Regions from separate parts of the Homo sapiens genome. Here region 2 is linked to region 1. The links are chromatin contacts, found by POLR2A ChIA-PET in ENCODE. All regions are on one chromosome and are shown on one strand. Each heading gives the region's core, a stretch centred on a gene start or an enhancer-like site at or near the end of the contact. The rest is flanking DNA. Distances are from core to core; before and after follow the strand shown. Region 1 has its middle 25 kb from the start of ENC1. Region 2 has its middle 49 kb from the start of FAM169A.

What was found. ChIA-PET counts read pairs that join two places held with the same protein, here RNA polymerase II (POLR2A).
Region 2: POLR2A ChIA-PET joins it to region 1 with 11 read pairs in BJ. The contact joins two enhancer-like sites. POLR2A ChIA-PET finds 5 or more read pairs at or near these places in 2 of 52 experiments (BJ and activated T-cell).

What each region holds. Positions count from the first base shown.
Region 1 is chr5:74,612,533-74,619,037 of GRCh38, forward strand. No RefSeq gene overlaps it. Among named protein-coding and RNA genes, the nearest start is that of ENC1, 25 kb to the right of the region's middle. Within about 2 kb of position 4,144, at least 2 of the 41 ENCODE cell types and tissues checked have a DNase peak (open chromatin) inside an H3K27ac peak, as active enhancers do.
Region 2 is chr5:74,911,566-74,918,262 of GRCh38, forward strand. No RefSeq gene overlaps it. Among named protein-coding and RNA genes, the nearest start is that of FAM169A, 49 kb to the left of the region's middle. Within about 2 kb of position 5,331, at least 5 of the 41 ENCODE cell types and tissues checked have a DNase peak (open chromatin) inside an H3K27ac peak, as active enhancers do.

The sequences.
Region 1 (6,505 bases), core at 2,894-5,393:
CAGGTGTTCCTACCGCAGCCGCGATACTGTTTGCCTTACTTTCATGATGTGGCGCCTGCCTCAACATTTTTTTAAAAAGCACTAATTCCCAAGAAAGAGGATATTGGTTTAAGAAAGAAATGCTCTCATTCACTGAACTTTCATTTCATTAATACACAAATATGTACAATTCTATTCCACAGTCAGTTCAAGGCTAAAAGTCGAGTTAATAATAAATGGTACATTTACTACTTCGTCATGTCATTTGTACTTCAGAGAGAGCTTTTATAAAGATATTACTTTTGCTTTTAAAGACAGGAAGGCTGTATAAGGTACCCCAGTCAACCTGAGTAAATGCTTTGCATGTTCATTTTCTTCCTGAGATAAACAGGTCACCTTCTCTCCCACATATAATTAGCGTAATATCCTGTCACGCACCTGCTCTGCTGCTCAATGCATCAGCTCTTACATCCCAAGACAGTGTTGATTACTGTAGATCCTGGCACATCACTGTGAGGAGTTCAGCCATGCCAAGCATACCAACCACAATGGGAATATTAAATGCATTGCAAAGATAATAAGAAAAGTGGTTTGAAAGGCTGGGTGTGGTGGCTTACACCTGTAATCCCATCACTTTGGGAGGCCGAGGCAGGAGGATTGCTTGAGGCCAGGAGTTCAAGACCAGCTTGGGCAACAAAGTGAGACCCTGTTTCTAAAAAAACTTTTTTAATTAGCCAGGCATGGTGGTGCACACCTATAGTCTGAGCTACTTGGGAGGCTGAGGTGGGAGGATCACCTGAGCCTAGGAGTTTGGGACTGCAGTGAGCTATGACCATGCCACTGCACTCCAGCCTGGTTGACAGATCAAGACACTGTCAAAAAAAAGTGGTTGGCCAGTCTGAGCTGTTTGCCAACAGACCACTTCTGTAAAATAATGCTATGGAAGATTGAGAAATTCTGTCCCTCGCCAAGCCACTGAGAATACACTACTGATTCCATCCATTCGAACATGCTTGGACTCCCTGGTCTAAACTGATAGGGGAACCAAAGAAGGAAGTTAGAAGTGAAGTACAAGTGTTTATTAGGCAGCTTGAATTGAGGAGGCCAAAGAATGTGAAACAAGAACAAAGACTCTTTCTGGTTGGATGTATCTGGTAATTGAGTGGAAATACAAGCTTAGCCAAGGTGCCTACTTTATTCCTAATGTTTTACATGTCTAACCCCCTTTCAGGGAAAAAGAAAACAAAATGAGAAAAATACTCACATTGAACAAACTCAATATCATATTAAGAGAAAAAGGCAAGTTGCAAATTAATAAGTACAGTATGATTGATCCTCCCTGCTCCATCCATGACCAAATTCACCTGTGCTCAGCAACCAAACAAGTATAGTATTAGGGATCAGCTACATTTGGACCACAAAACTTTGAAAGCCATTATAGAAATTTCACCCATCAAAGATGACATCCTCTCTGGAGAAAGATGTGCCCCAGATTTCAAACGATCAGTTCTTATTTATCAGCTTTTAAATATAAGCCAATCTTAAAGGTGGGCACCAACTCTAATTGTAAAATTACATTCACAGCTACATTAAGCATACATCCCACTTACAAATCCAGCCCCATGCTAGATGAGGCATTTATTAGTAATGAGGAATACATTTTATTTCCCCAAAGTAAAAAAATAAATAAGACTTTTTAAAACTAGTTAAAACTAAAAAGCCTGGTTCTATCCTGGTCCAAAATAAGGGAGAATTGGGGTATGGAATATCATTTCTGAAAAGCTCTCCTTAAAAACTTACTGAAATTGGGACTCCACAGACTTTGAGCCATGGATAACTAATCCAAAAAGCCAGTCCCTATGTGGTATGGTATAGAGAGGGACAAAAATAGGGACCTCCCCAACCCCGACTATCAGAGAAAAGATTCTAAATTTTAAACAATTTTTGTACCCTTCACTGCCACACACACACACCCACACACAAATACACACACACACACACTCATGTGCACAAAACTTGAACTTTCCACACATAAACTCAGGGCAATGGCAGTGTAATTGCCAAAAGTAAATTTGGTCGGAGAAATTCTCTCTCCTCACTTTGTGATTCTGGCACCACCTGCTTGAACTGCTTTGGGATAAAGCACTTAGATTCACCTAAGAAGCTTCAAAAGCTTACAGAAGCATGCACCTGATCCCAGACCAATTAAGTCAGGACCTGGGGCGGGGGCACCAGGACTGAAATTGGGCATAAATAGTTTTTTTTTTTAGATGGAGTCTCACTCTGTCCCCCCAGGCTAGAGTGCAGTGGCACAATCTCAGCTCCGCAAGATCAGCAACCTCCGCCTCCTGGGTTCAATCATTCTCGTGCCTCAGCCTCCTGAGTAACTGGGACTGCAGGAACACCACGAGGCCTGGCTAATTTTTCTTTTTTTTTTTTTTTTTTTTTTGTATTTTTAGTAGAGACAGGGTTTCACCATGCTGCCCAGGCTGGTCTCAAACTGCGAGCTCAGGCAATCCACCTGCCTTGGCCTCCCAAAGTGCTAGGATTATGTAATGGCATGAGCCACAGTGCCCGGCCATTAGTTTTCAAAGTCCTTTGGGTGAGTCTAATAGACACTGAAAGGTTGAGCACCTTCAGGTATTGAGAACCACTGGTTAAACAGGTAACCAATCTGGTCTAGCCCCATTAGCCTGCTATTGGTTGCTGACCCATGGCCTTCATGGATACAAAATGGAACAGGGTGTTTCCTATAGCAATGAGCTAATTAATCTTTTCAAGCAGTTAAATACATTTAGTACTTCTCAGGAGTATACAGTCTTTCAAAAATTCATTAGTTATAAAGGCTTAGCCAAGGATTTACCTTGATTCTTAATTTTTCAAAAGCTGCGTTATTTTAAAAAATTACCTTCCAATAGCAAGCTAAAATGTCAACTTTTTTCAGTTGGGCTCTTGGTGCACTTTTGGGCACCATCCCAAAATAGGTGGGACGTAAAGACCCAAACCTCACTTCCAAAACTGTTTCTTCTAATTCCCTGGAAGATATTCCTATCAGAAACTATGACAATAAGGTTAAATAACAAGTTGAGTACTTATTACTGTTTAAATCAATACAGTTTTATGCACCACACTATAAAAGCAACAGCCTGAGTTACTTAGATATTTTAATTTGGGTAAAAAGAAGATTGAAATTATATTTATCAGGCTGAAATATAAAAAGTCTCCAGTCAACTTTTTCTGCATTGAAAAAACTTGTTCTTCATTATCTGTCATTTCTCCTTCAGTTTAAATTCTAAGATGAATTGACAAGAAGGCAGGTGGCTGTCAGTGATTCTATTTCAGCTCGTCAATATTTCCTCTGGATGAAGGACAACATACTGATTAGGTTTAACTTCATCTTCTTTTAACATTTCAACAGAAGGGGCTCTTCATGGAAGTCGCTGAATAACTCTCAAATTATAAATAATTTCATGAGATAAAAAGGGAGGCCCCAGACTTTTTTTTTCTGTGACTAATATGGTTTCTGCTCCTCCCTCCTTAAGACTTTTAATTAAATCAGAGACAAGCTGGAAACAATGTGTCAGCTTTTTAATGAGCTTTAATTGTCACCACAGAAAATTAAGCATAGGCTGAGAATCAGGATTCAAGATCAGCTGTAAACCCCAGACTGGTAACCAGTTCTGATCCCATGTTGATGTGAGAGCTTTGTCTTTGGGGTAGAGAGAGGGTTCAGAGAAAACCTGCTTGGAACACAGAAAGCTAAGTTGCTACAGACAGGATTCTACCCATTCAGACTACTATCAGTCATTTCCTACACTCTTAGAGTTTGGCCAAGGGATGCAAGATGAGGATTACCGCCTGCAATGCTTGCCCCACTAAGAGGCCCAGACTCTTCTCAGGTCCTGGCAGATGGCATCAAGATAGTTGTTAGGTCCACAACTACGCCAATTGTCAGGTCCAGGGTCAGGTTCGGGCCCGTACTGAGGTCCGAGGGGAGTGGGTGGATAGGCGAATAGCTGAAAGAACACTCGGGGGGCTCTAAGCAGGTGAAATGTAGTTTTATTCAACAGCTCTCTCACCGGCAGCTCTATTACACTGTCCGCCTTTATCTCGGCGGTCTGCTGCGGCTCCGCAGCTCCTCTCAGCAGCCGGCTCTGCGGCTTGGCTGCTCCCACACACAGCTGCACGGCCGGCTCTCCCTTGTCTTCAAGGTCAACAGCTTAACTCTTTCCCTCTGGCCACCAGCGCCAGCCATGTCGAGCTGTGCCATGCCCTGGCTCCCCTCTGTCCATCTGCAAGACAGACAGCTCTGGTTCTCTTTCTCTGGGCGCCAGTGCACCCCCAAGCCATGTCAAGCTGAGCCCAGGAGTGCCTGTACAGTGTCAGCAGGGCAGTTATACCTTTTACAGACCATAGTAAGTAAATTCCGAGCCAAGAATGAGCTTACGTAAACAGGTTATATAACAAGTGGAGGTGTGCACCTGCGCAACAATCCCACTGACTCAAGCAGGCCTGGATGTCAGCCTCAGCCTAATTCTTGACCAATGTACACCCATATACCTTACAATAGTGATGTCAACTTGTAGTCTTTTCCAAGGCATTTTTCTTTAGGCATCTTCCAAAACTATACAGAAGAAACAGAAAACTGACCTGAAGAAAGACACGTGCCGAAGAGGGGTCAGGATATATAATAAACTGAAGGTGACCAGTGTGGGCTTCTCCTGCTTCCAAAGCCAGAAGGTTCTTGCAGATGTATTTAATCAACCTATCTTTTTCCTGAATTACATTCTAGCAGTTTGAAAAAAAATAATGAGAGGAGAAATCGCTGTGGAACTCAGTGTCTTTGTTATCTATTTCACAACAATGCTCAAAGGTCTCCACTGGAAAATCTTGAATAGATGTAATAGGCAGGCATGCTTTTAAAATGATTGGAAAGTGCGGGGGCCATAATGCTATTGTAGAACCACATTATTTTACAATGCACTTTAAATGGTTCCCAAATCCTTTTATTTAAAACCCCAAGATAGGAGGACTAGTTTTTCTCAAAGAAACCACGACTATTTCCTTCTCAGAGAATAAGCTGTTAGAGCTGGTAAGACATTAGCAAATAGCCCATCTGAGCTACAAAGAGCAAATAGCCCATCTGAGCTACAAAGAAAAATAATGGTTTTGTTTTGTTAACCTGGAGAAGCGACATACCTTTAAGGCTTTTTTAATGGATTGCCACAGGATAATTGCTACTGCTGTTAAGCAGAATGTTCTATTTGGATATTAGCTCATTTATGGGGCAGAGTTAGGAAGAGTTTTTGCCCAGGTGACTTGTAACAAAATGAAATAAGCAGATGTTACGTATCTTGAAATTACCACCAGGTTTTTATGCGTTGTTAGGTGCTGAGATGCTCTGAAAATTTTGTCTAAAATTGCAGCGTAGTTGTGAACAGAGCAGTCGTATCACTATGCTCGGGCAGATTGTGCCAAACACTGAGACGTTTTCAAAACCATTTAGTCATCTCCCCAAATATAAAAAAGAAAGGGAAGAAAGAATCCCTCTGGAAGTGAGCTGCTCAAAGATGGGTCACTGGGGCAATCTCGTCCCCTCTAAAGTCTTCCCCTCACCTGCCCCTATACCTGCCCTGCCCACACAGGAAACCACAGGGCCATAAGGATGAGTGATAGGTAGGAATGATTTCAATCCTTGTCTGCAGTTGTAACCCCCCTGATTTAGTTTGAGTCCTCCAAGAAGCAGATGTCAAGGCAGGATTCAGTGAGCAATAGATTTATAGGGAGAAACTCTAGTGAAGTAATGAAGCGGGGAGAGCCAGAGAAGGTAGGGAGCACTTCCAGATCACAACCCAGGCCAGACCCCAGTGAAGGAAAGCAAAGTAAACCAAAGCAAACATTTCTCTAAACTGGGTGTGGTGGTTCACGCCTGTAATCCCAGCACTTTGTGGGGCTGAGGCAGTGGATCGCTTGAGCCCAGGAGTTCGAGACGAGCCTGGGCAACATAGGGAAACCACCATCTCTACCAAAAAAAAAAAAAAAAAACCACACACACACACACACACACACACAAAAATTAGCTGGGTGTGGTGACTACCATAGCCCCAGCTAATAGGGAGGCTGAGGTGGGAGGATTGCTTGAGCTGGGGAGATTGAGGCTGCAGTGAACCACTATCGCACTGCTGCACTCCAGCCTGGGTAACAAAGTGAGACCCTGTCTCAAAAAAAAAAAAAAAAAAAAAAAAAACAAGAAAACATTTTCTCTAAACCCTGATGTTTCCCATTTGGTAGTGGGTAGTGGGGATCCTTTGCTGGGCACAAGCTCCTCCTCTCCTTTACCTGTCTTACTTTGCTTTTCTTGTAGGTTCTACCCAGTAACCATAGTTCACAGAGACTAATGCTATGCCCATTGTAGACTCTGATATCTTTCTAGGCCCCCCTGTGAGTTAGAGTTTGTGTATGTAGGCTAAGCCTGGAGAGAGGAAGATGGACAGGTGGTCTCCTCTCTCTGTCTCCCCTTCTTTCT
Region 2 (6,697 bases), core at 4,081-6,580, 300 kb after region 1:
TGAGGGTAAAGCTACCCACTCAAGTCTCAGCAATGGTGGATGCCCCTCCCCCAACCAAGCTCAAGTGTCCCAGGTTGACCTCAGACTGCTGTGCTAGCAGCAAGAATTTCAAGCCAGTGGATCTTAGCTTGCTGGGCTCCACTGGGGTGAAACCCGCCACACCAGACCACTTGGCTCTCTGGCTTCTGCCCCCTTTCCAGGGGAGTGAATGGTTCTGTCTCACTGGCATTCCAGGTTGCACTGGGGTATGAAAAAAAAAACTCCTGTAGCTAGCTTGGTGTCTGCCCAAATGGCCACCCAGTTTTGTGCTTGAAACCCAGGGCCCTGGTGGTGTAGGCACCGGAGGGAATCTCCTGCTCTGCCAGTTGCGATGACCATGGGAAAAGCGCATTATCTGGGCCAGAGTGCACCATTCCTCCCAGTACAGTCTCTCACGGCTTCCCTTGGCTGGGGGAGGGAAATCCCCCGACCCCTTGTACTTCCCAGGTGAGGTGATGCCCCACCCTGCTTCAGCTCGCCCTCTGTGGGCTGCACCCACTGTCCAACCAGTCCCAGTGAGATGAACTGTGTACCTCAGTTGGAAATGCAGAAATCACCTGCCTTCTGTGTCGATCTCACTGGGAGATGCAGACTGGAGCTGTTCCTATTCAGTCATCTTGCTAGCAAATCAAAACAAGTGAGTTTTATGGTATGTAAATTATACCCCCAGCAAAGCTGTTTAAAAAAATAAATAAGTCCAGAACGAAGAAGTTAGTGCCTTGCTGCTGCCCAGGGAGTAAATACAATGCTTTAGCAGAAATGTCAGGGCACTGTTCAATTTTCCTACATCTATCAGATCATGTCAGATAGAAGTTCTGAGGGACGCCCAAGAAACCATCCTGATTAGACTACACAAAGTCTGTGCAGACACAGTGAATTCTCCTTACCTTGGGGCCATCCAGCCTTAATGCTTTGTTGTACGTATGTGTAGAGGAAGACGTGTGCTTCAGTGGCAAATTATAGCATGCTTTTCTACATGGCAGATTCTAATTCCTTGGGAGTTATTGTACAACACTGTATCTTATAGGTAGCAGATACAAATGCAAAATGGTTTTTGTCTATAGACATGCAAATTCTGTCCTGTCCAGCAGAAGTGCAACTGACTTCTTTCCCCCACTGTGGAGGAAGTGAGTGTTGCCTGCATTTGCACATTCATTGCAATATTCCGGCTAAATAAATGTGTCTGCTCTTTGGCTTTTCCTTTTTTTAAGTTTATTTTTTATTTATTTTATTTTTTAAGACAGAGTCTCACTCTGTTGCCCAGGCTGGAGTGTAGTGGTGCGATCTCGGCTTACTGCAACCTCTGCCTCCCGGGTTCAAGCGATTCTCCCTCCTCAGCCTCCCGAGTAGCTAGCTGGGACTACAGCCATCCGTCACCATGCCTGGCTAATTTTCGCATTTTTAGTAGAGATGGGGGTTTCACCATTTTGGCCAGGCTGGTCTCGAACTCCTGACCTTGTGATCTGCCCACCTCAGCCTCCTAAAGTGCTGGGATTACAGGTGTGAGCCACTGCGCCTGGCCTTTTTATTTTTTATTAGAAGAGATAGGGTCTCACTATGTTGCCCAGGCTGGACTCAAACTGCTGGCCTCAAGTGATTCTCCTACTGCTGCATCCTAAAGTGCTGGCACTACAGGTGTGAGCCACAGCACCCAGCCTGACTTCTCCTTTGAAACGATTTTAATTTTAGTATATGTGCTGCCAAAGCGAGCACATGAACCAGTTTTAATACTAGACTGATTCCTGAATTCTGAGTTAAGCAAAATCTTTAACATGTTCATTTTTTTTCTGAATAAGAATAATGATTTTATCTTTTTATGTAAATTACTTTTAACACATTGGTTTTTAATTTTTTTTTAAAGAGCAGTTTTAGGTTCACAACAAAATTGAGCAAAAAAGACAGAGAGCCCCTATAAGGCCCTGCAACCCCTCTTCAGCTATCCCCACTACTGACATCTGGCACCAGAGTTTTATAATTTGTTATAATTTATTAGAATTGATGTGTTTACACTGACACATCATTATTATCCAAAGTCCACTTAATGTTTTTAAATATCAATAAGTTTTTTGTCATCTTCATAAAATCTCAAGGTAACCTTTCTAGGAATCATTCTATCTATCTATGGTCTAGATTAAATCCCCTAAACAAGCGAATTCAGCCTGCCCTTTCAGAATTCTGCCTTGACAGTTTATTTCTGCCTGGGTGTGCTGCATGTTATAATAGAATGGCAATCTCCATCCACAGAGAAGCCAGTGGGAATCCTTAGAGAGCGAGAGGGTAATGTTCCTCTTTCAACTCTCTGTATCAAGCATGCATATATTCTTGTGCTTTATTTCATAAAAGAATTAAAATGAATTGAACTGAATCTCATTTCACAATTCACTTGGTTGCTTGCACCAGAAGCCTGTAATCATTTTAGACTCTCTCTTTCCTTCTCTTATTTTTTGGTATTCAACAAATCTCCATCAGGGACTTACTGCCCATGTACCTAACCTGGGCAGTAAGGTCTGCACTACCAGACCCTGGAGATAAAATAATGCGTGCAGTCCCATTCATGTGGAGCTCATGATAGATAGATAGGGGATACAACAATCACATAATCACACAAAGATATCATGAAAACATACTGTGAAAGATACCCATAGGTCCGGTTTGGTGGTTCATGCCTGTAATCCTAACATATTGGGAGGACAAGGCAGGTGGATTGCTTGAGCCCAGGAGTTTGAGATCAGCCTAGGCATCAAGGCAAAACCCCTCTACAAAAAATACAAAAATTAGCCAGGCATGGTGGTGTGTGCCTATAGTCCCAGCTACTTGGGAGGCTGAGGTGGGAGGATTGCTTGAGCCCAGGAGGTTGAGGTTGCCTTGAGCTGTGATTGTGCCATTGTACTCCAGCCTGGGCAACAAAGTGAGACCCTGACTCAAAAAAAAAAAAAAAAAAAGAAAAAGAAAAAAAAGAAACCCATGACTTAAAGCAGGGTCCCTGATTTAGGGGAGTAGGGTGGGGGGTCAGGGAAGGCTTCTCTAAAGAAATGACATTTGGGCTGGAACCTGAAGAATGAATGAAGGTGGCCAAGGGGTGTGTGTGTGTGTGTGTGTGTGTGTGTGTGTGTGTGTGTGTGGTGTATGCACAGAATGGGTGTGGCAGTTAAGTAGATCTGACCAGAGGGCAGCTAGGGGAAATTCTGTGAGGAGGGAAAGAGCATTCTGGTTGCTACAAGGTCACCATGGCTAGAGTTGGGGCAGAGAATAGAGAAGTGAGGCTGGTGAACTAGACAGAGGTCAGTCACTGGAGGTCTACGTTTTTTTTGTGTGTGTGTGTGTTTTTTTTTTTTTTTGAGATGGAGTCTTGCTCTGTCTCCCACGCTGGAGTGCAATGGCGCAATCTCAGTTCACTGCAACCTCCACCTCCCAGGTTCAAGCGATTCTCCTGCCTCAGCCTCATGAGTAGCTGGGACTACAGGCATGTGCCACCACACCTGGCTAATTTTTGTATTTTTTAGTACAGACAGGGTTTTGCCATGTTGGGCAGGCTGGTCTTGAACTCCTGACCACAAGTGATCCACCTGCCTTGGCCTCCCAAAGTGCTGGGATTACAGGCATGAGCCACACTTTGGTCTATTTTAAGAGCAAAAGGAGGCCATTAAAATATTTGCATACTTTATAAAATACTCCAAATTTGAAAAGATCATTTTATGGAGTATGGTTGGGTGATTGTGGCAGTGGAGTTTGAAAGAAATGGAGGGACACAGGAGATATTCAGAGAATAAAATAGAAAGGAGTAGGTGATGGGCTAAATGTGGGAGGAAATACTGGAGAGGGGTGAGTGAAGGTGAGTCCTAGATTAGCAGCTTGAACCACCAGCTGGGATCTCTCACTGAAGCTGGAAACACCAGAGGAGGCTATATTCCCTCATTCCCTGTTTTAGTCTCAGCAAATCCCTCTAGCTTATCTCATTGGGTTTGATTCCTTGCTTGAAGGCAGTGAGTGGTCACTCTCCTGTCCCTAGAAAATGACCAGCATACTCCCAAGACAAATGAAGATTTTTCAAAATAAAAGCCAGGAGAGGGGGCTGTCTTGTGCAACATCTCTTTCAGGTCCAACTACACAAATGCCCCTGAACAAAGACACATTTAAAACTGGCCAGCTTCTTGAAATGGGGAATGGAAAATGCTGAGAGAAAGAAAAAACATTGAGTTGGAAAAAATAAGTAAGAGGAAAGTGGAATTTGTAGTTCAGGAACTTAGAAGGCGAGAAAAGTCATCTCTTGATGATAATTCCCAATAGGTCACATCCAATTAATCACCAAATTCTATTGATTCTGCTTTCTTAATAATTTTTGAGTTTCTTAATAATTTGTGAATTGACCCTGTCACCCCTAGTTTCACTGCATGAAGTTATACAGATAAGACAGGAAGTTTCCTGACTTCTAGCTGTGAAGACTTCATTTCACCATCTTTATCCAGAGTGGGTGACCACATTCTCACAGCTTCTTTACCTGAATTTCTGTAAAACCAGTGATATCAGGATGGTGTTTGGCTGTAGGTAGCAGAAAAACCCAAACATAGTAGCTTAACCAAAGAGAAATGAACAGTACAGAGCAAGAGGCAGCAGCTTGAAGAAGTTATCAAGGATCCAGGTACACCCCCAAAGCTGCATTCCAGGTAGGAAGATGAAGTGAGAAGGGAAGATGGTTTCTGATCAGGAAAGTAGAACATTTCTAGAAATTCCCAGTAGACTTGCACTTTTGCCAGAACTGTTGTCACAGCTACCTTAACAGCAAGGGAACATAGGGAATATAAATACTAAGCAGTGGATTTTTTTTCCAGTGGTTGTTTTGTTTTTTACTATAAGGAAGATGGGGAGAATGAATAAGCGCTAGGTCAATGATAGTATCTACACACAAGGCCCTTCAGGATTTGGCCCCTGACTCTTTCTAAAACTATCCCCCTTCTCTCTCCTTCAGGCCCCATTGCTCCAGGCATACCTGCAAGTCTCTAAATTTACCATGCTGTCACAAGTCCATACAGCTCTGCACACGTTTGTTTGTTTGTTTTTTCCTGGATTGCTGTTTTTCTTTCCTTCCAAACTAGATCCTAGTTTTCTTTCAGACTTCAACAGCAGTGTAATTTCTTCTCACAAGTCTTTCTGGTCTCCTCTTCTCTTTTCCTATAGTTTCTCCAGTTTATCTCTCTCTTAGGTGGCACTTCTCATGCCACACTCTGATAATTGGTTTGCTGGGTCATGAGCTGCTCAAGAGTAGAGACCGTATTTCACTCAATGCTACTCACAACAGTGTGAGTCATTAGGAAATGTTTGCTGAACAAATAAATCCAGCCCTATGTTCACTTTCCTTAGCGGCTGCTGTGATTGGAATGTGTCCCTCAAAGTCCATGTGTTGAGAACATAATCTCTAATGCAACAGTGTTGGGAGGTGGGCCTTCCTAAGGGGTGATTAGATCTTGAGGCCTTCTGGCCTCATGGATGGATTAATGTTGCCATCTCAGGAGTGGGTGAGTCATGATGAGAGTGGGTTTGTTATATAAGCGAGTTCAGCTGTCTTGTTTGCTTGCTCTCTCTAGCACATGCTCTCTTGCCCTTCCACTTCCTGCCAATGAGATGACCAGTATGAAGGCCCTCACCAAACGCAGCCCCTGGATCTTGGACTTCCCAGCCCTTAGAATCATGAACCAAATAAAGTTCTACTGTTTATAAATTATGCAGTTTGTGGTATTCTGTTATAGCAAAAATGGACTAAGACAGTGACCTAGTCACATCCATCTTCCTCACCTTTACTTTCACTCACTGCAAATTAGACATGAAGTTACACAGACGAGACAGGAACGTTTTTGACTCCGCACTATAGCTTGGTGCATTGGTTTTCTAGAGCTGCCATAACAAAGTACCACAGACTGGGTAGCTTAAACAACAGAAATTCATTTTCTCATAGTTCTGGAGACTGGAAGTCCAATGTCAAAGTGTCAGCAGGGTTGGTTTCTTCTGTCTCTCTCCTTGGCTTGCAGATGACTGCCTTCTTGCTGTGTTCTCATGTGGCCTTTCCTCTGTATGCACACATGTCTTGTGTGTCTCCTTGTGTGTCCAGATGTCCTCTTCTTATAAAGACACATGCACTTTGGATTAGGGCCCACCCATAGGACCTCATCCTAATTTAATCAACTTGTTTAATTTAATCATCATATCTTCAGTACAGTCCTATCCTGAGACACTGTGGGTTAGGATTCCAGCATGATTTTCTGGGGGGAGGGGCACAATTCAGTCCATAAAACTTAGTCTTCTCCATGTGCTGATTCCCACAAAGGACCCAGTGAGTGGCAGGCTCCATCGGGAAACTCATTCCAAGTCCTGGCCTTGCCCTAAAGTAGGGGAATTTGGAATTATTGCTCCTTTCTAGAGTAGATCAGTGTAAAGAGGGGCCCATGATATGTACTGAACAACCCCAACCCTTGTGGGAAGCCCCAGAGGACAGCCAGGACACTGGAGAAGGAGACATGGCAAATGCTTCACCATTATCTTTTAAGGATCTTTGGAGTAGCTGAGAGCATCAACCTCCTTTTCTACAGAATATTTTCCAAACCGAGAGGAAAGTAAAATTTTCTTGATTCTCCCTTCCTTTCCTAACCTCGTCTATCTGGCACTG